Regions from separate parts of the Homo sapiens genome. Here regions 2, 3 and 4 are each linked to region 1. Evidence: read pairs that join two places in POLR2A ChIA-PET (ENCODE). Cell type or tissue: HepG2. All regions are shown on one strand. Each heading gives the region's core, and the rest is flanking DNA. Links, peaks and the distances in the headings are about the cores only. Region 1 overlaps GRK5 (G protein-coupled receptor kinase 5). Region 2 overlaps GRK5 (G protein-coupled receptor kinase 5). Region 3 overlaps GRK5 (G protein-coupled receptor kinase 5). Region 4 overlaps GRK5 (G protein-coupled receptor kinase 5).

Region 1 (5,867 bases), core at 298-5,297:
CCAAGTTACTTACTAGGAAATGGAAGTTCAGCAAAGTGAGAGACTATATAGCCCAAGCCAGCTCCTGTGTCATTCCTCCAAGAAGCCTTCCCTGGCTGCCTCAAGTGGTTGTTCCCTGGGCCCAGAGCCCTCCCTGCATCCCAGCTTCTACAACCCGGTCAGCTCTCGAGGGCAAAGCCAGGCCTTGCTCGTCTGTGTACCTACGACTGCTAGCACAATCCATGATAAATGATGGCTCGAAGCAAGAGGGCTAACTCACCACCTTGTCCCTCAAGGAGCCCGTGTCTGGGAGAATGGGCAGAAAACACACCAGGACAGGGGGCAGCAGGCATGGCGGGAACGGCCAGAGGCTCTGGAGTCTGGTGAGGCTGAAGTCCCACCTTTACCCTGACCTTGCGCAGCCACAGAGCTCTCTGAGTCTCAGTGCCTGCTCCATGACTCTGTGATAATGAGCCAGCGGTGTTAGTACAAAGTGAGCATCTGGGGAAGAGTCCACGCCAGTGAAAATCACACAAGAGCCTTTCCAAAACCACCACTCAGTCCAAACAGAAAGAGCCTCTAAGTGCAGAGGGACTCAGAAGGGAGAGGTCATTGGAGTTAGGTGAAGTCGATGTGACAAAGCTTCCTGGAAGGGGTGTCCTGTGTGTCAGCTTCCATCCTGCTGGTGACAAAGGCCCCTGCTATCTTGTGTTCCAAGTGGAAAGAGCCTGGGTCCCTGATACCCCTGAGAATAAGAGATCCACCTCTGGCCATAGCTGCTGTCCCTCCAGAAGCCTGTGCCACACCCCTCCCTGGATCCTATCTCTCCCAGCAGCTCTCTCTCCTCCCATCAGGGAAGTCAAGGCCACCTCCGGGCTTCCAAATGGCTCATCTCCTGGCCTCCTCCCACCTGACGACCTTACCTGCGCATACATACACAGAGCTTCCTGCTCTACTCTGTTTTTCCTTCTTTTTTTTTTTTTTTTTTTGAGACTGAGTCTTGCTCTGTCGCCCAGGCTGGAGTGCAATGGCGCAATCTCGGCTTCCTGGGTTAAAGCAATTCTCCTGCTTAAGCCTCCTGAGTAGCTGGGATTACAGGCACCTGCCAACATGCCCAGCTAACTTTTGCATTTTTAGTAGAGATGGGGTTTCACCACATTGGCCAGGCTGGTCTCGAACTCCTGACCTCAGGTGATCCATCCGTCTCAGCCTCCCAAAGTGCTGAGATTACAGGCGTGAGCCACCGTGCCCGGCCTGTTTTTCCATTTTTTTCTTACAAAATACATCATACATCCCAAGGTCCCTGTTTTGATATGTCTCTGCCTGTGAATCCCACCTCCTCCTGGAGAAATAGTCCAGAGTCATCCACACTCAGATTGCTGGGCTGGGCACCTGACCCAGGCCACAGAGCTGAAATGACATCCTCCGTGCCCCAGCCATCAACTCCCACCCCTTCTCCCTCCCCATACTGGCCAGAAATAAGATAGCCACACCCGCTACAAATCCCATGCACGGTTTCTTGTTCCAAGCTGCCTTTCCCATTAGGCTGTAAGCCCCCTGAGCACAAGGACCAGGTCTGCCTGTTCCCCAGTAAATCCCCAGAGTTGTTGAATGAATAAGAGCAGAGTACAAAAAAAAAAATCTAAAACTTATCACAATACACTGTCTAAAAACTAAAGTAGGGCAGAACAGAACAGACCAAACCCTTCTCTGAGGATCAAGAGACAGGATTTGAGTTCTAGCTGTGCAACCCTGGGAGGGTCATAGGTCCTCTCTGGCCCTCAGTTTCCTCCTCCTTTAAAACAAGCCACTGGGCCAAGATGACCTTTCAGGCCCCCTACAACTCAAGTACTGGATGATTCTGAAAGCATTTTTCAAAGGCGCTTAGAATTACAAGAGTCCCACTTTAGGGGACAGTCACCGGCCCAGCAGGCCTCATGTGTGGCTCATCTTTCCCCGCTGTGGTGTGGTTTGGTTTAAAGGCAAAGTCAGAGGAGACACATCAGCCCTGTTGACTAAAGCGTAATATTTTCCATCAGGTGTCACGGCTTTCTGTACTTTCTCCTTTTCCCCTGGGGAATCTCAAAAAGAGTCCATGTGAACATCTGAAAATAAGTGTGCCTCATGAAAAAGCATGCACGCACACACATGTGTACACACACACACACACACACACACACCCCTGGGGCAAAGAACCACCAGGAACCCAAACACTAAACAACCTCCAGCCCCCCACCCCAGGCAAAGCTCCAGAAGCCGTATCTGGGAGACACTGCATTTTTCTGGAATTGTGTCATCATTCACAACAAAGTTCACTCTCAGGCCTTGCATCCACCCCGGAGCTGGGCTGGGCTGCCCAGAGCCACAGTGAAAAAAGAGCTGGCCACTCACACCATTTTTATGGTGAGCCGTGACCTCCAAACGAGCTGGGTGTGCGCCGGGCTGAAGCCCTGGTTCCAGCCGTGGTGGGGCAGCATCCCGCAAGCATATCACAGCACCCTAAGCTCCAGGGCTTAGACCCAGGCAAGAGGCATGAAAAATAGAGCAGCTACACGGAGGAGCCTAAGCTTCTGATTTAAATATAAAAGGAACGGAGGGCAGGGGTGGTGGGGAGGCTGGCTTGTCCCTCTTCTCCACAGGCCTGGCAGGATCCAGGGGGCTGTGGAGATCACTGAGTTAGGAGAAGACATCAGTGACCTGATGTAATTCCTTTTCTAATGCAATGCTGAACTGGAGATAGTTCACAGATGCTCCAATCTTCCTTGCTTGTCCTTCAAATTTCGGACTCTATCAAGGGCCTCTGTAATCTCAACAGACCCTCAGATGTGAGCTCAAGGGGGCACTGGGTGGTGTAGACACCCTCTGTCAAACCTGTGCTGTCACCACTGAGCCACCAACTCTCCCTCATCAGCAGATTAGTACAGCAGGGTTGAAACCAGCCTTGAGCACTAAGGGGGCGTATCAGGAAAACCAGGGCACTGTCCCCTCTCCAGTGTGGCTAGGGGATCCTCTGTAGTCCACACTGGCCATGACCCTCACCCTTCAGGGTCCATCATTTTCCCTAAGACCACCTGGCCTTTGGAACACTTGGTTTATTGGCCCCAGGGGAGGAGGGTGACTGACCTGATACATCTGGGCAAGTTCCAAAGTTCAAAGTTTCAACCATGGCCTCATCTCTCAATTTGTTCAGGGAAGAAAAATGCTATTTATTGAGGTATCCTCTACGACCCATAAAAATGAGGCAAAAGCCACAGAGTGACCCCAAGCCCTTCACAGACACTTGCCCCCAAATCAGGAACTCAGGACTCAAAGCAAATTTAGGAAGGCCACATTTCCGTCTCTTAACAGCACCATCTTTTTCTACAAATCAGGAGAAAAATAGAAAGGTAGACTGTTCTAGTTGGAAGTCAGCTTTACGAGAAACATGAGGACCAGAAGGAAGACACTATTTGCACAAGATCGTGCTGCTACCCGGGGTAGAACTAAAACCATGCCCAGGTCTCGAGACACCCGGTCCAGTGCCCTTCCCCGCCTCTCCAGCGTAGCCCTCTGCACCCAGCTCAGGGTTCTGGCCCATCCACACGGCCCAGAGAGAGACACTTCTCCCCTACCCCCAGCCCTGGGAAAGGGCTGCACGCTGGCCCCTAGGATCCAGCTGAAAGCCTCTCCTGGCAACTTCACCCTGTCTCTGCCCTTCAGGTTCCAAAAGGAGAAACAAGACAGCTCTCTGCCCGTCGCAGGCCTGGGCTGCCCAGAGGTCACAGCACAGTGATCCATCAACTGTCAACTCCACCAGGACCTGTAGCTGGGGCTGGCAAGCTCACCCCACCCAGATGGTTTCCCTTTGCATGGCTGTCTCCAGGATGGTCCTGCTACTCACACAGCTGCCCCTATCGGCACGAGCACGCCACGCAGGCCAGCAGCAAGAGGGATGGTCAGGGAGAGTGAAGACATATGTCTGACTTAGACTTCAGTCACCTGAGCCAGAATTGTACTTGGCACATCTGTCCAGATGCAGCAATATCTCAAGGCAGGGAGGGTGGGATGAAAAGAAGAAAATCAAGTTCTAATCCTTAGTGGAAGGGCTGAGGATTGGATATGCACAGGGCGGAGAAGCAGCTTGCAAATTCTAGACCACCAAAATCGAGGCGAGTGGTTCTCAACCAGGAGCAATTTTACCCCCAAGAGGACATTTGACAAAGTCTGGAGACATTTTTGGTTGTCATAACTATGAAGCTAAAGGCCACAGATGCTGTTAAACATCATCCAACGCACAGGCCGGCCCCCATGACAAAGAATTATCCAGCCCCAGATGGCAACGGTGTCAAGGTTGACAAACCCTGCTTTAGGTGTGTAGATGCTAGAAGGTTTTTTGTTTTATTTTCTTTCCCCCAGACATCTTTCATCATCGCTTTAGAAGACAGCAAGAAAATAACGTGGGAGTATGACAATTACAACTCCAGATAAATGTTCGCAGCCTGTCAGAATGGAAGCCTGGGCTTCTTCCTCTGTTCCAGTGACTCAGTAACTGAAGCTGCGGAGAGGAAGGCCAAGGCTTCGGGAGACAGCTCCGAGTAAAGACAGGCTTAAGACAAAGTTCTGAGTATGTTCTTGAAAAGCTCAGGCATCACAGAAAGGCATTGGTGATGCCATAAACATCCAGCTTGTGCTGCCTTTGAAATCTGATTGAACAAGAAATACTCTTACAGAGCCTTTTGGTTATAGTCTGCTTTTTGTTTTAACATGGTTTTAATCAGGAAATCATGGCTCTTTGTTCCTTCAGGAAATTCTGTCAAATGGTTCACATTCCTTGTAAAGAACTACTGTCTATGCAAATTAAGATTCAGAGTTTTAAATTCAAACAGTTTGGGAGCAAGCAGCGTTTTGTTGTTGTTTCTTAATGTCAACGTGAGAAAAAAAAAAAGTGAGGGGAGGAAAGAATGCAAATGTTCGTCATTGAAAACACACACAAAACCAGAAACATTTTCCCCTCATGCACAAGGTCAGGAGTCTCTGGGTGAATGAAGCTGCTTCATGTTTTGCAGACGCGCTGATGGAACATGGGAAATACTGTTGCAAAGGCCCTCGATAGGAGAGCGTGGAGATGCCTAGAAATAGACATATCACCCAACAACGGGTTATCTATGAGAACTGCATTGTTCTCAGTGTGACTGGGCAGCACAGGCTATGGCATCGGGATATGAAAAATATAGTAACATACTCTATTACACATCCTCTTTACTCAGAGCAAGAGGAGATAAACACAGGTCATGACTAAGCCACTTTCTCCAACGTTCACTTCCAATTTTGTGTGTAGCTCTGATCCAGTCATCAAGGTGCTGACTTAAGGAAAAAGTGTGGATGGAATATGTGGTGTAGGGCCAGGCACAGTGGCTCATGCCTGTAATCCCAGCACTTTGGGAGGCCGAGGCAGTAGGATCATTTGAGTCCAGGAGTTCAAGACCTGGGCAACAAAGTGAGACCTTGACTGTACAAAAAAAAAAAAAAAATTTAAATGAGGCTGTAGGATGCCTGGAGCCTGGGAGATCAAGGTTGTAATAGGTTGTGATGACGCCACTGCACTCCAGCCTGGGTGACAGAGCGAGACCCTGCCTCAAATAAAAGAAAAAGAAAAAGTTAAAGAAAATGACTATCTCTGACGTTGCCTTATCCTTCCTGGAATTAGGGAGAATGGCAAAGAAAGTTGTATGAAGGCCCCCACAACTGAGTTCAAACCCTACATCCACAAGTAGCTTCAGGACCTGGAGCAGGTGATTTAATTTCTCTGAGCCCCTCAGTTTCTTCATCTGTAAAATGAAAATTTACAGGTCAAAGGCTTAACACAGAAGAGACTCTCACTCAACAAACAATGAGCATGTTCTGACTGA
Region 2 (5,867 bases), core at 623-5,622, 160 kb before region 1:
TGGATAAGTGTGTGTGTGTGTGCACGCGCCTGTGTGCATGAGTGTGAACGTTCACAGCAGGAAAGAAGGAGATAGAGAATAGCAGGTCTGTCCACCAGAAGGTCCTTTATGGGGTCATCTGCTCTGCCTCCTGCCTTTGTAACATGCTGGGCCAATCACAGTGCTAAGGAATTTTCTTAATTAAAACCAGATGGAGGGGCCGTGGCCATCTCAGGAAGAAACTGTAGGATAGGGTTGCTGGGTGGGGGAGAAGTGCCCTGGTTCGGGGGTTCCCAGCCTAGGTACCGCCGTGTCGGTCTCATGGTTTCATTTGACCATAGGAGAGAACGCCCTCCTCCTCATCTCTGCAGTAAATTCCCTCTTTGTTTGAGCAACTGGGAGGAAAGTATCTGCCACTTGCTGCCAAGAATCCAGACGAATTCACCATCTGTAAAATCAGGGGCTTAGGCCAGGTGAGCAGGAGGCCTCCAAGTGCTCTTCACACGGCCAAGAGCTCCCCTCGTCTCGCCGAGCTCCGATTCCCTGAGCTCACTCAGCCCTGCTCACCCAGCTGCAGCGACGGGGTCTGGGGTGGGGAAAGCAGAGGGTGGTGGGGCGAATGGGGGCTGTTCCAACCCTAAACCCTGGCTTGCAATTAAACATGCTCATACGGTCACAACCAGAGAAAAAGGTTTGCTGAGCAGCAGGCGCAGAGAGCATTTCCTCACTTGAGGGTTGATTTAAGGCCTGGCTGACAGGAAGAAAAAGCACCATTCTTCCACCTTTTTAATCAAAACCTTCAGGGCCATGTGGAAAAGCCACTGCCACACACCCTCACGTCCGTCTGGAGTGGTTCCTTTCTCTGTCCATGGCCAGGCAGGAGACGTGATCCACAAGCCCCAGACAAGAACAGACCAAAGGAAAGAAGGCAGGGTTTGGTTTTCGGGGTCACTGGGGAGAAAAATAAATCAGTCCGGCCACACGCTCACGAGCTGTGCGGGCTCGTGGCCTGTCCCTCCCTCCACCCTGGGCCTGATGCCAACATCCAGCAGCCCTCGGCCCAAGCACGCCCAGCTCTTCACCGGGGTGTCCTCGTGGTCAGCCCAGGCGATGGACTGCACGGCCCGGGCACCGTGCCAGGCACAGCCCTGCCAGGCAGAGACACACCGGACCGGCAGCCTGTGGGTAGAGGTCCTTGTGATCGAGGCTGGAAGGCTCTCACTGTGCCTCTTTTGAGTTCAAAGGAAGGTGATGCTCACCGTTTCCCATGAAGGTGGGCACAGCCTCCAATCAGAAGCGGATCTGAGGCCGGGCGCAGTGGCTCACGCCTGGAATCCCAGCACTTTGGGAGGCCGAGGGAGGTGGATCACCTGAGGTCAGGAGTTCGAGACCAGCCTGGCCAACATGATGAAACCCCGTCTCTACTAAAAATACAAAAATTAGCCAGGCGTGGTGGTGTATGCCTATAGTCCCAGCTATGCAGGAGGCTGAGGCGAGAGGATTGCTTGACTCCAGGAGGTGGAGGTTGCTGTGAGCCGAGATCGCACCACTGGACCCCAGACTGGGCGACAGAGCAAGACTCTATCTCAAAAAAAAAAAAAAAAAAAAAAAAAAGAAGCAGATCTGCAATGAAGCTGAGGAGGCCGAAGCTTTAGGGTTTTGTTTGTTTGTTTGTTAATTGAGACGGAGTAGTCCTTTATTTGTAGTCCTGGGAGCTACAGAATGCTCTATCTTGGGAGACAGAGCATTTCTACAGAAGCACTTCCGGGAAATTGAGGTCACAGATGAAAAGGATATGAATCTCCAAGCCCTCAGTAATTTGTTGTGATTTCTTTTCTCCTTCTCAATATTCACTTTTGTACCTAACCTCCTATTCTTTTTCTTAAAAAGCATGCTCAGCAAGTTATTTAAGCTTCAGTCCCCCCTCAAAGAAACTCTGGATCTTCCCTTGTCTCCAACTCTCAAAGGGGCCTCTCCAGGGCCCTTCCAGAGGCCATGATGCCTTTAGGAAGATGGCATCCAGTCTGCCATTTTTATCTTTCCTTGGTGAACAGTCCAAAGACCTAGAGTCTAAGGGGTCTCTGGGCTCTCTGGAGTCTTGTGTGTCTGGCGGAGGAGAAAGTGGGAGTGACACCATGACACAGTGTTCAGAAGTAACCAGCATCCACGAAAGGCCTGTGACTCCATCATGGTGCAGACACACACCACCACTCTTGCAACCTCCTTAATTCTTTGGCTGAGGATCTCTTGTACCTCTTTGGTGGTGACCATGAGGGTAGCTGGGTTTTCCACCAGGCCAGGAAGAGACTTCAAGGCATGGGAGCTGTCTTTGTGAGCAGAGGTGGAGGTGGGGCCACTGCTCCAGTGACCAGTCGGAAAGCTTCTTCAGCTGGGGTCCATCAGCCATACGGGTTCCCTGAGTGCCCATTCTGTGCCCAGGCCATGAGGTCCACCCTAAGGACCCCAGAGACCAACTCTGTTGGCCAATGGCAGGAGTTCAAGGTCAGCAAGGACTGCAGGCTGTAGAGTGCAGGTCACAGCCCCTCAGCACCTAGGAGAGAGCGCTCACAGAGGTGGCCTCTTTAGACACAGGTGGCTCCACGGCTGTGGAGAGGTTTGATCATGGCCCAAAGGGTAAAGGGGGTTTAGCCAGGCAATAGGGAGGACCCTTCTATCCTCCAGCTCATGCCATTTGTGCGCTAGGAACTCTTCCAAGACTAGAGCTCTGGATGAATTCACTTTTCCTAATGGCAGAACTGACACTTTTCTAGACCCCTTTCAGATGGTAGGGTTGCACTGAGGATCACAGGCAGACAGCAGGCTCAGGGCTATGAGCAACCAAGTGAGGGCCGTGTGGCTGGGAAGTGCTGGGAGCAAGCCTTGCCTTGGGGCTGCAAAGCGTCGGGGGTGGTTCCAGCCCCTTCACAGTGCCCTGCTGACCTGGTCAGCCTGAGACCCAGCGTGTCATGTTCTCTGGGCCAACAAAGTAGAAAAACCCAGCCCTTCAGAAATAGCTGCAGCCCTTCAAGAAAAATAAAATGGACTGGGTTTGAAAGACCCTGACCCACATTTCCTTTGCTATTCCAGTGGCTTCACAGAAATAAGGAAGAAGTGCGCTTAGGGGTCGGGAAGCGAGGGAAGATATCTTTAAACGCTGGCAGAATTTAACTGGGGGCCCTGAGAGCTGGGCAACTTTAATGAGAAGGAAAGGAAAATACACAGTGACCCTGACCCAGACCCCGACCCTTTACGTCAAAAGCAAAAGACGATAATTAACAAAATGCAATGTGCCCGGACGTGGAGTGAGAGGCCAGCTGAGCTCTGTCAATTTGATAATCCCTGGTCGTGACCCGCAGGCCCAAAGTGTGCAACAGGAGATGACGCACTGTTTACACAGGCCGCGCACGCGGGGGCTCGCGGGACCCGGCGCAGCTGCAGGAGCAGCAGCAGGAGTGGGATTCTTCCTGGCCAGTGGTTTGCATGCAGCCAGCTCCGCTCAGGCCAATGCAACCACATGCAGGTCACTGACACATGGAGCCCAGGCCCTGAGGTGCTGGGGATGTTCACGGTGGGGAAACGGTGGGGAGTGTCCCTCATTCTTTGTGCGTGATAGGCGAGGGCAGGGCCCGCCAACTTTCCTTCTTCCAGAACACCCACCACCCTCCTCAATCCGAAATCATGTTGGATTTTTCTCCAGTGAAGACTTCATCCCTTCGGGCTGCAAAATAAAGGGGTTGGGGGGCAGGGGGCAGGAATCTCCTACGAGCCAGGAAATTCAAGAGAACCTGCCCCTCACCTCAGCCACGTGATGCCACTTCTCTGCCCAAGGTCCACGGATGGGGAGGGCCTGCCAAGCCACAGGGACCAGGATCACTGCCACCCAGGACAGAGTTGGGGGTGCCCTCAGGAAGCCTGTGGCTGAGTCTTCTGTCTGCCGCCACTCCAAAAGAGAGGCATTCTGGACAGGAAACACTATGCACACACATTAAGGACAGGGTCAGAGGCAGAGCCAGCTCTGCCAGCATCAAAGGAACCTCCAATTTTCTGACCTGGATGGTCATGAGAAAGGAAAAAGGACCTAGATGGGCCTGCCCTGGCCCACTGTGAGGAGCTCCAGCAAGGCACATCAGCCTCAAGGGCGTCAGGAGGCGCCAAGATGAAATCAGGCTGTGGGCAAAGACAATTTGTTTTCCAGGAAAGGTTGGTGAGGGGTGGGGTGTGTCTATTTGAAGGACAATTACACAGTCATGAAATATGCCGCGCAGGAGACTGTGACGTGAGAAGATGCTAAGGACACAGCGCAGAGTGGAAGCCGAGGCCCAGGTTGGGGGTCAGGAGCTGGGCTGGGCCCCGGAGGGCGCTGGCATGCACAGCCTCTGGACGTCAGCCCGACACCGCCTCCGGGGCTTGCTCATTCCCCGGCCTTGCTGCTTGCCCCCTGCTACACCTGGGAAGCTGATTCAGTGGGAACTTTTGTCTTTGGTTAACTTTCAAGAAGACAACGCAGAGGAAGAGAAAGATCACAGGCTCCAGCATCGGACAGGCCAGCTTACATTCCACTCTTTTCTTGCTCTTTTTCTTTCATTGTGGTAAAATAGACATAGCATAAACTTCACCATTTCAACCATTTTAAAGTGTACAATTCAGTGGCATTCATTACGTTCATCATGGCAACCATCACCTCTATCTTGTTCCAAAAATATTTATCATCCCAACAGACACTCTGTACCTGTTAAGCAGCAACTCCCTACTCCCTCCCTCCCACGTGCCCCCTGGTAGATGCTAACTTACTTTCTGCCTCTATGGATTTGTCTATTCTAGATACCTCATAGAAATGGAATCACACAATATGTGGCCTTTTATGTCTGGCTTCTTTCAGTTCACATAATGTTTTCAAGGTTCATCCACATTGGGGCATGTATTAGCGCTTCATTCCTTTATATGGTTGAACACTGCAGTGTAGTGATAGACCACTTTTGCTTATCCATTCATCCGTTGATGGATACTTTGGTTGTTGCCATTTTTTGGCCATTGTGATAATGCTGCTATAAATATTTGCACACTAGTATCTGTTTGCATCTGTGTTTTCTGCCTTTTTTTTTTTTTTTTTTTTTTGAGACAGGGTTTTGCTCTGTCACCCAGGATAGAGAGCAGTGGTGCAATCATAGCTCACACTGCAGCCTTGAACTCCAGAGCTCAGGTGATTCTCCCACCTCAGCTTCCTGTGTAGCAAGGACTACAGGCATGCGCCACCATACCCACCTAATTAATTTTTTTTTTTTTTTTTTTTTTTGAGATGGAGTTTCACTCTTGTTGCCTAGGCTGGAGTGCAATGATGCAATCTGGGCTCACCACAACCTCTGCCTCCTGGGTTCGAGCGATTCTCCTGCTTCACCCTCCCGAGTAGCTGGGAATACAGGCATCCACCACCACGCCCGGTTAATTTCGTATTTTTAATAGAGATGGGGTTTCTCCATGTTGGTCAGGCTGGTCTTGAACTCCCGACCTCAGCTGATTTGCCCGCCTTGGCCTCCCAAAGTGCTGGAATTACAGGCGTGAGCCACCACACCCAGCCCCCCAAGTTTTCTTTTCTTTGTAGAGATGGGGGTCTCGCTGTGTTGCCCAGGTAGGTCTCAAACTCCTGGCCTCAAGTAATCCTCCTGCCTTGGCCTCCCAAAGTGTTGAGATTACAGGCATGAGCCACCATGCCCAGCCTCCCTGTTTTCAATTCCCCTGTTTTACCATTATGAGCTAAAGAACTCTGACTGCCTGGGTAAAACAAGGACAATAGTGTCTACTACATAGGATAGTCATGAAGATAGAATGCACTAAAGCTATAAAGCATGTCGCATACAGTAGGTGCTAAATTAATGCTATTTTCTCTCACC
Region 3 (5,867 bases), core at 344-5,343, 64 kb before region 1:
TTGGCCCTCATTCAGGAGGTACTGACCCTATTCACAGATGAGAAAGCTGAGGCTCAGGGAGAGGAATTAATGGAGCCAGGGAATAAGCCACACACCCAGGCGGGAGCACAATCTTCTGCTGGCACTGGCTCACCGCTATTTCCTGTCCCGAGGAGCCTCCGGCTTTATTTGCTTTCCCAAAGGATCCTCTGCTGTTCAGGGTTTACCTTCCAGGTACCCGTAATGAGTCAGGGAAGAGGACATGGTCCCTGACCTCATCCAGCTCATTCCATGCATCAAAGAGCAAAGATGAGCAAGACAGCTGGGGTTGTAGCCAGGCAGGTAGGAGAGGTTGCATGGAGAAGGGTTGCCCCGCCAGGCAAGGGAAAATGGCAGTGACCGAGGCCCAGGGCCGATCAGGGGGGCTCCCGCTCTGGGGAAGGCACCAGAGGACCAAGGTGGCCTCGGATCGGAAGGAGTCCAAGACAAAACCTGGAGAAAGGCGGACAACAGCAAGATGGCGTGTCCCCTGATTCATGGCTCGGGCTGCCACTGGCCCTTTAGAAGGGACAGACTCTAGGGAGGGCATTGCTTGTCCAATCCCACTCTCACTCCTGCTTTCTCCAGCCCTGGGGGCCCCCTCGGCTGCCAGCTGCCAGCGATGTCCTCCAGCAGGTGCCCTCCTGCCAGACTGGGGAAGTATGTTAAGGGGAAGGCAGGGCAGGAGGAAGGAGAGTGGCCAACAAAGGAGGGTGGGGGCCCCGCAGGAGGAGGGCATGTCCTATCAGGGAAAGGAGTGCCTGATGGAAGGCAGAAGCCAAGTAATAATAAAAAGCCACTGATTCTTAAGCACGGGCCAAGCACTTGTCACAGTGAGCTACTGAGAGACTAAAGCGTTTCTTTTGCTCCTGTGGCTAACCCAGGGAAGAATAACGGTATCATTCCACCCAAAAAACTGCCATGGGAGAAGAGGCTGTCTTGGTGGGGGAAGAAACTGGCTTGCTGTTATTCTTGTTGCCTTTGCTGTTTCTGAGAGTGGTGTTTGTGTTTTCAAGGCAGGGGCTGAAATGAACCGGTGTGGAGAACAGAAGGGAGAAGCTGAGGATGGGGGAGGTGCAGTGCTTGTGGGGAGGGCAGTGGGACGACCTGAGCTCCAGGAAGGCATTGTCCCTGTGGCAGTGTCAGCCCAGTGGGATGCGGCTGGGGTGCAGCGATGATGGATTCTGAGCAGTGAGCGGCCTACAGCCCCCAGAGCCCTGTGATCACCTGGCACAGTGGAGTGGAACTGCCAGCCCAGCCCCCTCCTCCAAAGGACACTGACAAAGCCCGCAATACTGGTGATGTGGACGGTCTAAGGTCTAACTTACTGGGTTCCTTTAAGCCCAACAGGTTCACATACCATCCTTGGGAGGGATGGGATAGACCTGTGCAAAACAACTGACCCTGGACTGCTTATATGGCCTTTGCTGTACCCTCAGAGTCAGGGAATTTGCACCAGTAACATGTCATCTAGTTCAATCCTCACATCACCCCCGTGACGTAGGTCCTAGTATTGAACCCGTTTGACAGATTCAGAAATAGAGTCCCAGAAAGGAAAGAACCTTGCCTCAATCAGGGAGTGTGTATCATAACCTGAACCAGGGCTCTGCTGTTCTGACTCTTAGTCTAATGTTCTTTTCCTCCCTGGTGACAAATGTGCAATCGATCAGAGAAAGGTTCCACGGGGGAAACTGAGGAAGGTTCCATGCATTTGTTGGAAGGAGCTTCCTTCTTGCCCTTAAGTCAGTGGTTCTCGGTGGTCCTTGGACCAGCAGCATCAGCATCGCTGGGAGCCAGTTAGAAATGCAGCTTCCTGGGCCCCACCCTGGACCTACAGAATCAGACACTCTGGGGATGGGCCAGCATCAGTAACTTAATGAGCTCTGCAGGTGATTCTGATGCACTCTCACTTTGAGAACCACTGCTGTAAGTCAAGAGAAAGTGCCTGGAAATCAGTGAGAAAAGGAATGACGGGACCACTCTTTCTAGGAATTTCTTCCTCTCTGACTTGTTATTTCTGCCCTGTCTACGTCTTCTAAAAAGGACCTGAAGAGACACACACACGCTTGGAAAAGTTGACTGAAAAATATTCCTCCCAGCTCCAGAATCTGGTGATCCTGGGCTCTGACTCTGACAAGGTCGCTGCGTCCTGCCTGACTTGAGTCAGGCATTCTTCTCACAGCAGGATGCCTGGCAGGCTTAAAGCCATTAATAGGGCCACTCACAGGGGCAGGGCAAACCGTATGAGGCCCCTCCTATACCGGAAAGCCTAAGGGAGACTGCAGGGAGAGCACTGCTCAGCTGCGGCCTTGAGGGGTCCGGGCCAATGAGACAGCCTCAGGGGCCGCTTCCCCCCAACTCTCCCCCAGGCCCTGATCATCTCCCTGTGAAGTTGGGCAGAAGTCACCTCAAGCCTCACACCTATTTTGGGCACACACACACACACACACACACACACACACACACACCCATCTACTGAATGCCTCTTTGCCTTCTGGTGACCCTTGGACCTTTATTGTTTACAGATCCCAGAGAAAAGAGAGTCATCCCTGGGGATGGGAAGGCAGGATCCGCAGTGGACCTGCCGTGCTTTCTGGACCCTGAATAAGTGGGGGCCTGTTTTCCCATGGGCCACACTCCTCTGGGGCAGACTCCTGGCATCTCCACAGATCAGGACACTCTCACGTCTTTGCATAGGCCCCAACTTGTCACTGTATAATAAAGAATCTGACTGGCTTTTGTCCCTGGTTCCTGAGAGGTAGTCTCTAAGTCCTTGGAATTTTCTGAGTAATAGGAGTGTCTTTTTCATTCATGGTAGGCCCCTGAAGCCATATCTGAGTTTACGCTAACAAGATGACTCATGAGGGGGGCTGGGCATGTCAGAGAGACCAGCCATGGGATTAGAAGGTTGAGGCTTTGGGCCACGTGGTATCACCCTGACTTCCAGGGAGGGACGGGGGGCCAGACACTGGGTTCGACCATGTGCCCAGTGATTCCATCAATCATGCCAAAATCATGATGCTCCAGTAAAAACTCCAGACACTGAGGCCTGGGTGAGCTTCCTGGTAATCACACACCAATGTGCCAGGAGGTGGCACATCCATGGCAGCTTCACATCTGGGACTCTCAGGCCTTGCCCTGGGCACCTCTCCCTGTCAAGGGTTTGGGTATCTTTTTGCAACAATAGAACTGTAATTGTCAGTGTAGCGCTGCACTGGGTTCTGCGAGGGAGTCTAGCGAATTATCCAACCTGAGAGCTTCAGGGGAATCCCTGAATCTGTTGCCGTGGTCAGAAGTGCCAGTGGCCTGGGGACCCCCACCCTTGTGGCAGGTGCCTGGAGTGAGGGTGGTCTTGTGAAGACTGTGCTCTTCATTTGTGATGTCTGCACTAATCCTGGGTAGTTAGAACTGTGTTGCAGCTGTTGAGGCTGCTATGTCTTCAGGAACCTTCAGCACCCTTCAGCCCAGCTCACTACCCATCTCCCAGAATCCTGATTCCAAAGGCTCAAGGAGCAAATCTGATTGGCCAACTCATCTTTTCTCTCCAGGCCACATGTCACAGGTGACTCTAGAGTTTGAAACAATTCAGTGGGTCTGGTCCTTGTATGGAGAGGGCAGGGTGACATGGCATGGCCAGCCCAGCTCTCAGCTCAGAGCAGAAGCCCCTGGGTTGGGGCCAGGCACAACCAGACGTAGCAGGAATGGGGCCACAGAAACTATCACCCCCATTTCCAGAATAGTCTGGGGGCACTGCTGGTTAAAGGCACAAGGACATGGGGTAGCGAGGGGCACAGGTTACAGAGACCCCAGGACTTCCCAGCAGAAACTGGCTTGTGGTTCAGAAAAGTCAGCATTATGCTAATGCAGGGGACCACATTTGTTAGAAACCCAAACTATGTCATGAAGCGGGGTCTTTCGACTATGAATTTGGAGGGGGAGGAAGGAAAGCCCTGAAAACCGGAGAAGCTGCTCTCAACGCAACTGAATCAGTCTGGGAGGGTCTCAGGTGTCGCAGTGACTGCATGTGGAAGGATCACTCTACCGCGTTCCCAGCCACAAAAGGCCGATGACTCATCTGCAGAGTGGAAGGCAGTGTCACAATTCTGCCTGTGATGTCTGCAGGACTAAAGACTCCATCCAGTTCTTTTCTACCCAGGTGGGCTTTCAGGACTCAGCTCCCACTGTGCTGCCAGCAGGGCTGGATTTCCAGAAAATATCACCGTGGGGAGGCTGTGGGTGTTCTCAGAGTCAGATCTGGCCTGGGCAAAGTGGAGGCGGCCAGCTGTTCTGATGAGAATGGGTTACCCCTGTGTCTACTGCCTCCTGTTCCTCCCTCCCCTCCACTGATGCTTATTTTCCATCCACCAGGGCTCTGCCACCTTTGCCACCCCCAGAGAGGCACCTCCAGCTGAAACTGATGAGGTGGGCATGTGGCTTCTCACTGATTCTAAGTCTCTTTTCATCCAGGCCCGAACAAGGCGAGATCCCAATTACAGGCCTGATCAGGGGCTGCGTCACCGAGTGACTCAAGCCTTTTCAGAAGCAACATGACTCCAGCCAAGTGTATTGAGGTGACCTCAGCCTGTAGGGTACTTTCTCCAACCCGATGCACTTGGCAACCACTGTGAAAGGGAGACAGGCCCCTGGTATGGGGCGGGGGTAGGAGAAAGCACCACCCCTCTGGCCTCAGTTTCTTCACCTGAGATCCAGGAGGGTTACACCAGGACAGGGCGCAGAGCCGCTTCTGTCAAGAGTTTTCTTGAAGATCCCCATAAGTGAGACAGACGATGGGGAGCCCACTGAGTGGGCAAGGCAGGGAAGGGATGGAGTGGGGCAGATACAGGCCAAGGGTCTCGTTCTGTCTCTATGGCTCTCACCTTCTGAGAACAGCCAGCCCCTGCCTGGGTCCCTGACTCGGTGCACCTTCTCTACACAGCCTTTCTGCACAATCTCCAGAATCATGGGGAATCCAGCCTCAGTCCTCATCCTGCCCTCGGTTCCTCCATTACTACGCTGCCCCAGAGTGCTGGAGCTGCGAGGTCAAGGTCTAGTGGCGTCAGGAGGAGACTGCTCCCAGTAACTATCCCCAGATTGAGAGGTTTAGAAGAAAACATGAAGGGCTGCCAAAATACCTGTGACCCAGAATCTCTCGAGATGGGGCTTGTGCAGTGCCTCTGGATGGCATGGGTCCACTGTTCCCTGGGGCAGGAAGCATCAGGAGCTTTTAGGCGCCATGGTCCTGCTGCCTTTGAGTGTATCCCGCACTTTCCTAGCTGAGCATAGGACCCCAGGTGGCAGGCAAGAGAGGGAAGTGGGGTGGTCTGGGGGGCACAGAGCCTCTCCCTGTCCAAGGGTGCATTCCGCGGCTGGCACCACCAGCTTCACCACTTGGTGGGGACTGGCTCTTTTCACATGAGGAGAACCACTTCAGAGACCTAAGGAATGGGCCGAGTTGTGCAGGATCCAGCCCCAGGTTCCATTCAAAGGGCTGACACTCTGATGTGGGCACAGCCAGGCCAGGGAGCAGCTGCCAGAACTGTCAGGCCAGGAGGCGGCGAGAGGGGCTGGAACCCTTTCTGGGCCTGCTGGCCGCCTGCCGCTCAGTCAGGGGCTTGCTATGCTCAAGGATTCCACCCAAAGTGGGGGCAAAAGCCACGGGGTAGATGCGAACCGGGGCATCATACACCCCAGCCCTCCCAGTGGCTCTGTCCTCTACAGGAGCGGAACTGGGGAGCAAAGACACAGTTCTCCTGACCCCAGAAAGTTCCCTGTGCCACAGTTCTCAGCTATGAGTGTCTGAAATGTCTTGGCTGGATGGTGTGAGGCGCGTGGGGCGGCCCGGGGCATCT
Region 4 (5,867 bases), core at 615-5,614, 70 kb before region 1:
GCCCCTACCTGGAAGCACAATACTGTGTCCACTGATTGGCATTTGCCTCACTGCACAGACAGCTTGGCGGCTCACCCATTTGCCTTAATGCACAAACGGCTTGGCGGATCACCTGCTACTCACTCCCCGCACAGCCCCCAGGCAGGACAGCTTACCTATGGTCCTTCGGAGGTCTTCACACTGGCTAATGTGAGGGAACTTCAGGATTTCTTTCCACTTCTTGCTTTTCCCTTTGCGCTTTCCTCCGCCCCCTGCAGAGATGGGGAAAAAGATGCCTGGCTGAGGCTCCAGAGCCTGCGGCGTCCCCGCAGTGAGCCTGCCCACCAGCCTCCTGGGCTGAGAGACAGAGGGACGGGCTGTAGGCCAAGCCAGTGACACACCCCCAGCCCAAGACACACACAAACACACACACTCTTCCTCCCAGGTGGGCTGTGAGCCCCAGTATCCCGCACAGTCCTGCCTGACCCCGGCCCCCTAGCAGTGAGGCCTAGGGCTCCCCTGCACCCCACCCACACCAGGCATCCCCCACGGCTGTTCCCCTAGACTAGACCACAGCCTTCCCACAGCAGGGGCCAGGCCTGCCACGTCTGAACATCCCCTTTAGCTTGGGGCATCCCTGTGGGGCAGAGGCACAGGCAGGTGCCCATGGCCCCTCATGGCCCTCGTTTTGTCCTCTTGCTTTCTGTGGAGAGTCTCCTTCCCCAGCTGGAGGCTAGATGTTGGGGGACAAGAACTTCAGTTTCCACTTGTCAAGTACCGCCTTCTTCTTGCTCCTCACAAACCCCAGAGTCTCCGAGGCTGGAAGGAAGGAGGGACTCCTGAGGGGCCCGCCCTGCCTCACATCCTCCCCAGTGCACACGAGTACTGAGCACGTGGACATGATGAACATGCACACGCACAATGAATGTGCACTAGTAATGAACACATGTAATGAACAGTCACGTGTAACGTGCAGAACCACATGAGGCGCACACAGGTGTTCCCGTCATCCTTGCACTCCTGGTCCAAGGGATGATGGACAGGTGTCAGGGTGCACAGGCGCAAACAGCGATGGGGTGAAGCTCTGGGCCTCAGTGTCCCTGAGCCCACCAGCATCTGGGCCTTGGACCTGAAGGCACTGCTGTGCCATGTGGCCAGAGGGCTCCTGGGGACCAAGGTGCCGTCACCCACTCTCCACCCTTACAGTGGCGCTTAGCCACCATCTGTCCATGACTCACCACAGGTCATGGAGCCCTTTGTGCCCCTTGGTTATCAGGATTTTATGTAGCTCGTCTGCTTGCTCCGGGTGGGTATGCAGCCCCTCCACTCTGTCACCCTCCCAGGAACCAGCTGGGCAGGACAAGGCCCCTTCTGCACACCAGCAACCCAGGGGAGCCCAGTGGCACTCAGCTCCAGCCCTCTCCCAGCCAGCCCAACCTGTCCTCCACCTTGCTCTGGCCCTGTGGCCATCCCCTGCTGCCTAGGCAAGCCTGGACAAGCACCCGCCCTCTCTGAGTCCTCATCCATGAAGTGGAGACAGTAAGGCCTTCCTCCCAAAGCTGAAAGGAGGGAAAACAAGGTAGCATGTGTTTAAAAGTAGGCACAGAACTGGGGATTCTTAACTGTCATCCAAGCTATCCTGGAAAGCAAGGTCATAGCCCTGATTAGCCAGTGCACCTGCCTCTGAGAATGGGACCAGAACTCTGCTCCTGCTCCAGGAAGCAGGAGAGAGTGCTGATGGGGAGGAGTCTCTCTCCTCTCCTCTCATTGCATCTTCAACCCAACTCCCTCCTCTCCAACTAGCCCAGTGTCCTCCTCTCAAATCTCCACAGACGGCCAAGGCCTCACACTCCGAGGGACAGAAGGAATGCGTATTGGGCACCTGCCGTGGTGAGGCGGCACCTGCCGTGGTGAGGCTCCACCTGTACATTATCTTGTTTAATCCTCAGAATGACTCTTTGAGGAAGAAATCACCCATGCCACGCTCACTCTTTCTGCCAACGGGGGCCACACACACAAGTGCACACACATTTCATGTACATATAAACATACACGCGCATACTGCTCAGCCATGCACTGGCCCTGCCCGGGGCCAAGCCCCTCACCTGCAGGCTTCACCCTTACTCTACAAGGCAGGAACTTTTTTTTTTCTTTTTTTGAGACAGAGTCTCACTCTGTCACCCAGGATGGAGTGCAATGGCACGATCTCGGTTCACTGCAACCTCTGCCTCTCCCGGGTTCAAGCGATCCTCCTGCCTCAGCCTCCCGAGTAGCTGGGAATACAGATGTGCACCACCGCACCCGGCTAATTTTTCATATTTTCAGTAGAGACAGGGTTTCACCATGTTGGCCAGGCCGGTCTCAAACTCCTGACCTCAAGTGATCCGCCTGCCTTGGCCTCCCAAAGTGCTGGGATTACAGGCATGAGCCACTGCACCTGGCCGGCAGGAACTATGATATACCCAGTTGACAGATGAGGAAATCAAGGCATGGGGGAAAGGTAGCAAGTCACCTGTGGCCCCGTGGCTCATAATTGGCAGAGCCAAGACCCCAGCCTGAGCAGAATCCAGACCCTGGGCCCTGGCTCTTGCTATTCTCTCTGTAAACCACCATTTTGGGTGCCCTGAATACAAGAGAAATTCTCAGAGGATCAAAGAGAAAGCTGGTGTCAGACTTCAGGAGTGACGCGGCAGCCATGACGGGAGCAGGAGCAAGGATCTAGCTGGGGACCCAGCCTGTGAGCTCCCAGAAAAGCTGCAAGCCAGACCGGAGGCCCGCAGGGTCACCAGTGTGACCCTTAGGTGGCTTGTTTGTCTGCTTGCTTGTTCACTGAACCAGTTGCCAACATTGAAAAATTAGGAGATTCCCAGGAGCTCAGATGAGGACACAAAGGCACAAGAATGATATAATGGACTCAGGGGACTTGGGGGAAGGGGAGGAGGGAGGTGAGGGATAAAAGACTACACACTAGCTACAGTGTACCTCGCTCAGATGACGTGTGCACCAAAATCTCAGAAATCACCACTAAAGAACATTCCATGCAACCAAACACCACCTGTTCCCCCAAAACTATTGAAATAAATAAAAATGAGGAGATTTCACATCGAAATCCAGACCTTGGACGTCTCTCCCACAGCCAGGCACCCCACATGGCAAGAATCAGCCGGAGCTGGGCAGCAGCTGCCCGGGGGACAGCACATGTGGCCTCCAGACAAGCCAATCCTCATCTAGCCGCAGCCCTCATTCAGGCAGCCTAGAGGTTCTTCTGTGCACGCCCAGATAGGGCCACCCTCTCAAGAAATCAGCCTAAACCCTAGCTCAGCAGAGTCTGATGTCCCCATCCCAGCAGCTGCAAGGCCTGGGAGGGTCGTTAGAACTCGACGGGTCCATCCCCTGCTCCCCATTCCTCTCGCACACTACTGATTCTCAGACCTGGCAGGCATGAAGCACCATTTTTTGCATATGGCAAAATATGCATAACATAAAATGTACCAGTTTAACCATTATTTAGGTGAACGAGTCAGCTGCATTAAGGACGTTCCCATTGCTGTGGAACCATCACCACCTTCCATCTCCAGGACTCTTTCATCATCCCAAACTGAAACTCTGAACCCATTAAACATTAACTCCCATTCCCTCCTTCCTCCTAGCTCCCGGCAACCTCTCTCCTACACTCCATGTCTGTGATTGTGACTACTCTAGATACCTCGTATAAGGGAATCATACATGTTCTTTTGTGTCTGTTCTTTCACTTAGCGTAATGTCCTCGAGCTTCGCCCATGTTGGAGCATGTGTCAGAACTTCATTTGTTTTGAAGGCTGAATAATATTCTGTTGTATGGGTATACAACTTTTTGTTTATCATTCATTTGTGGATAGACACATGGGCTGTTTCTACCTTTTAGCTATTACGTATAACGCTGCTATGGATATTTGCAAACAAGTATCTGTTCAAGTCCCTGCTTTCCATTCTTTTGGGTATATACTCAGGAGGGAAATTGCTGGATTATATGGTATATATGTTTAAGTTTTGGGGGAACTGATGAAGCACTCTTGACAATACAGATTGCTAGGCTGTACCCCAATCCTCTGTGATTGGACCCCAGGAATGTGACTTCTTAAAAGGATCCCCAGGTGACTCTCAGGCAGCCAGTCTATGGAACCCAGGAGTCTATTTTATACATGCACACTTATAGATTTATTCATTAAGAAAGTTAACATAGGTTCACTGATTCGTTCAACCAATATGTGTTGAGCACATACTAAGCGGCAGGCCCTCTGCAGGTGCCGGACACAGTGTCGCTAGCAGGGAAGACAGACACATCCAACGCGTTACCTCAGTGGTTCCCAACCCCAGCGACGGCCTCCCAGGGAACATTTGGCAATGTCTGGAGACATTTTTAATTGTCACCACTGGGTGGAGAGGTGCTACTGGCAGCTAGTGGGTGCAGGCCAAGGATGTGGTTAAATATTGCGCTGTGCACAGGACAGACCCCTGGAACAAAGCATGGTTGGCTCTAAAATGTCAAGGGTTGGGACAAGATGTGGTGGCTCATGCCTGTAATCCCAGCACTTTGGGAGGCCAAGATGGGGGGATTGCTTGAGCCCAGGAGTTTAGACCAGCTTAGGCAACATAGCAAGACTCCGTCTCTATTAAAAATAAAAATAAAATAAGTAGCTGGGCGTGGTGGCGCACAGGAGGATTGCTTGGGCCCAGAAGTTCAAGGCTGCAGTGAGCTATGATCATGCCACTGCACTCTAGCCTGGGTGCAGAGCAAGACCCCATCTCAAAAGAAAAAGTAAGTCAAGGGTAGGGATGTGGAAAAAATGCTGCTTTACTTAATGACCATTTTACCAACATTTAGGAAAAGAACAGGGGTTGGGGGAGATCTGTTAGTGATGGGGCAGCTGTGGTGGGGTTGGAGGCGGTGGGAAAGGTAAGCCACTTGGAGGCAGCCCCAAGCCGAGGGTGCAGACTCTCCAGCTACGGCCTGGGCTCACTTTCCTCCTCAACCCTATTTCCTCAGCTTCCAGAATAGGGCAGGGGGACTGTGGTGGGCAGGATAACGCCCTCAGGGATGCCCTAATCCCTAGAACCTGTGAATACGTTAGGTTCCATGACAAATGAGCATTAAGTTTGTGGATGAGATTATGGATAATGATAGGGACATAATCCTGGATTATCCAGGTGGGCCCACTGTCACCAACAGGGTCCTAAAATGTGGAAGAGGGAGAAAGAGCAACCAGTGTCAGAGTGATGCAATGTGACGAAGACTCACCAGCCATTGGCTGGCTTGGAAGATGGGAAGGGGCCACGAGCCAAGGCATGCAGGCCAGGAAGGATTCTCCCCGGAGCCCCCAGAGGGAACACAGCCCTGCTGATGCCTTGACTTTAACTCACTGAGAGTGCGTCAGACTTCCGATCTCCAGAACGGTAAGATACTAAATGTGTGGTGTTTTAATCCACTTAGCTTGTGGCAATCTGTTACAGCAGCAACAGGAAGCTAATACGAGGATGTTCTCAGCAGGGGATCCCCCTAAATGACAGCAGACCCCAGAATGGCCTCTCACCCCATATCTGGCTTCCAGTTCCTCTAAAAGTGCCATGAAATAAACCCAACCTTCCTGACTCAGATGGGCTGGGAGAAGGTTTCACTTCTTAACAACAAACAAAACCTGCCTCAGAGAAGGCACCACGTCTAGACAAATGTTTGGCTCTCAAGCTGCTGCGGGGTTGTGAAGCTGCATATTTGATAACTGAAGTATTGGCACTGTTTATTATTTCATAGGACTTGATTGTTTCTCTGTATCCTGAGAGGGGGCAGGGCCCAGCCATGCCACTGTAAAAATTCCTCCTGTGACCTGGCCCTACGGCCCCCGCTGCCCTAG

Evidence for each region. ChIA-PET counts read pairs that join two places held together with the same protein. Peaks named below come from ENCODE experiments on the same cell type or tissue, not always from the same donor. Only the 100,000 strongest peaks of a DNase experiment are listed, where the experiment ranks them.
Region 2: POLR2A ChIA-PET joins it to region 1 with 20 read pairs; 5 of 35 experiments call an interaction of 5 or more read pairs at or near these places.
Region 3: POLR2A ChIA-PET joins it to region 1 with 20 read pairs; 17 of 35 experiments call an interaction of 5 or more read pairs at or near these places.
Region 4: POLR2A ChIA-PET joins it to region 1 with 20 read pairs; 7 of 35 experiments call an interaction of 5 or more read pairs at or near these places.

Annotation. Positions count from the first base shown.
Region 1 is chr10:119,250,140-119,256,006 of GRCh38, reverse strand. All of the region lies in intron 1 of GRK5 (G protein-coupled receptor kinase 5), which reads right to left. Among named protein-coding and RNA genes, the nearest start is that of GRK5-IT1, 45 kb to the right of the region's middle. In HepG2, for the core only: CTCF peaks have their summits at 2,491 and 3,856; DNase peaks (open chromatin) are centred at 1,996, 2,286 and 3,826; H3K4me3 peaks cover 1,472 bases.
Region 2 is chr10:119,407,569-119,413,435 of GRCh38, reverse strand. The region is part of intron 4 of GRK5 (G protein-coupled receptor kinase 5); the gene reads right to left. Among named protein-coding and RNA genes, the nearest start is that of MIR4681, 33 kb to the right of the region's middle. In HepG2, for the core only: no CTCF peak of the experiment used is centred there; DNase peaks (open chromatin) are centred at 3,335, 4,065 and 5,165.
Region 3 is chr10:119,313,967-119,319,833 of GRCh38, reverse strand. All of the region lies in intron 1 of GRK5 (G protein-coupled receptor kinase 5), which reads right to left. Among named protein-coding and RNA genes, the nearest start is that of GRK5-AS1, 22 kb to the left of the region's middle. RefSeq lists enhancers at 1,230-1,863, 1,864-2,497, 2,498-3,131, 3,764-3,903, 3,947-4,116 and 7 more. In HepG2, for the core only: no CTCF peak of the experiment used is centred there; DNase peaks (open chromatin) are centred at 2,533, 2,883 and 4,083.
Region 4 is chr10:119,320,900-119,326,766 of GRCh38, reverse strand. GRK5 (G protein-coupled receptor kinase 5) reads right to left here. Exons shown (of 16, transcript NM_005308.3): 2 at 156-251. Among named protein-coding and RNA genes, the nearest start is that of GRK5-AS1, 15 kb to the left of the region's middle. In HepG2, for the core only: a CTCF peak has its summit at 4,433; a DNase peak (open chromatin) is centred at 3,606; H3K4me3 peaks cover 1,014 bases.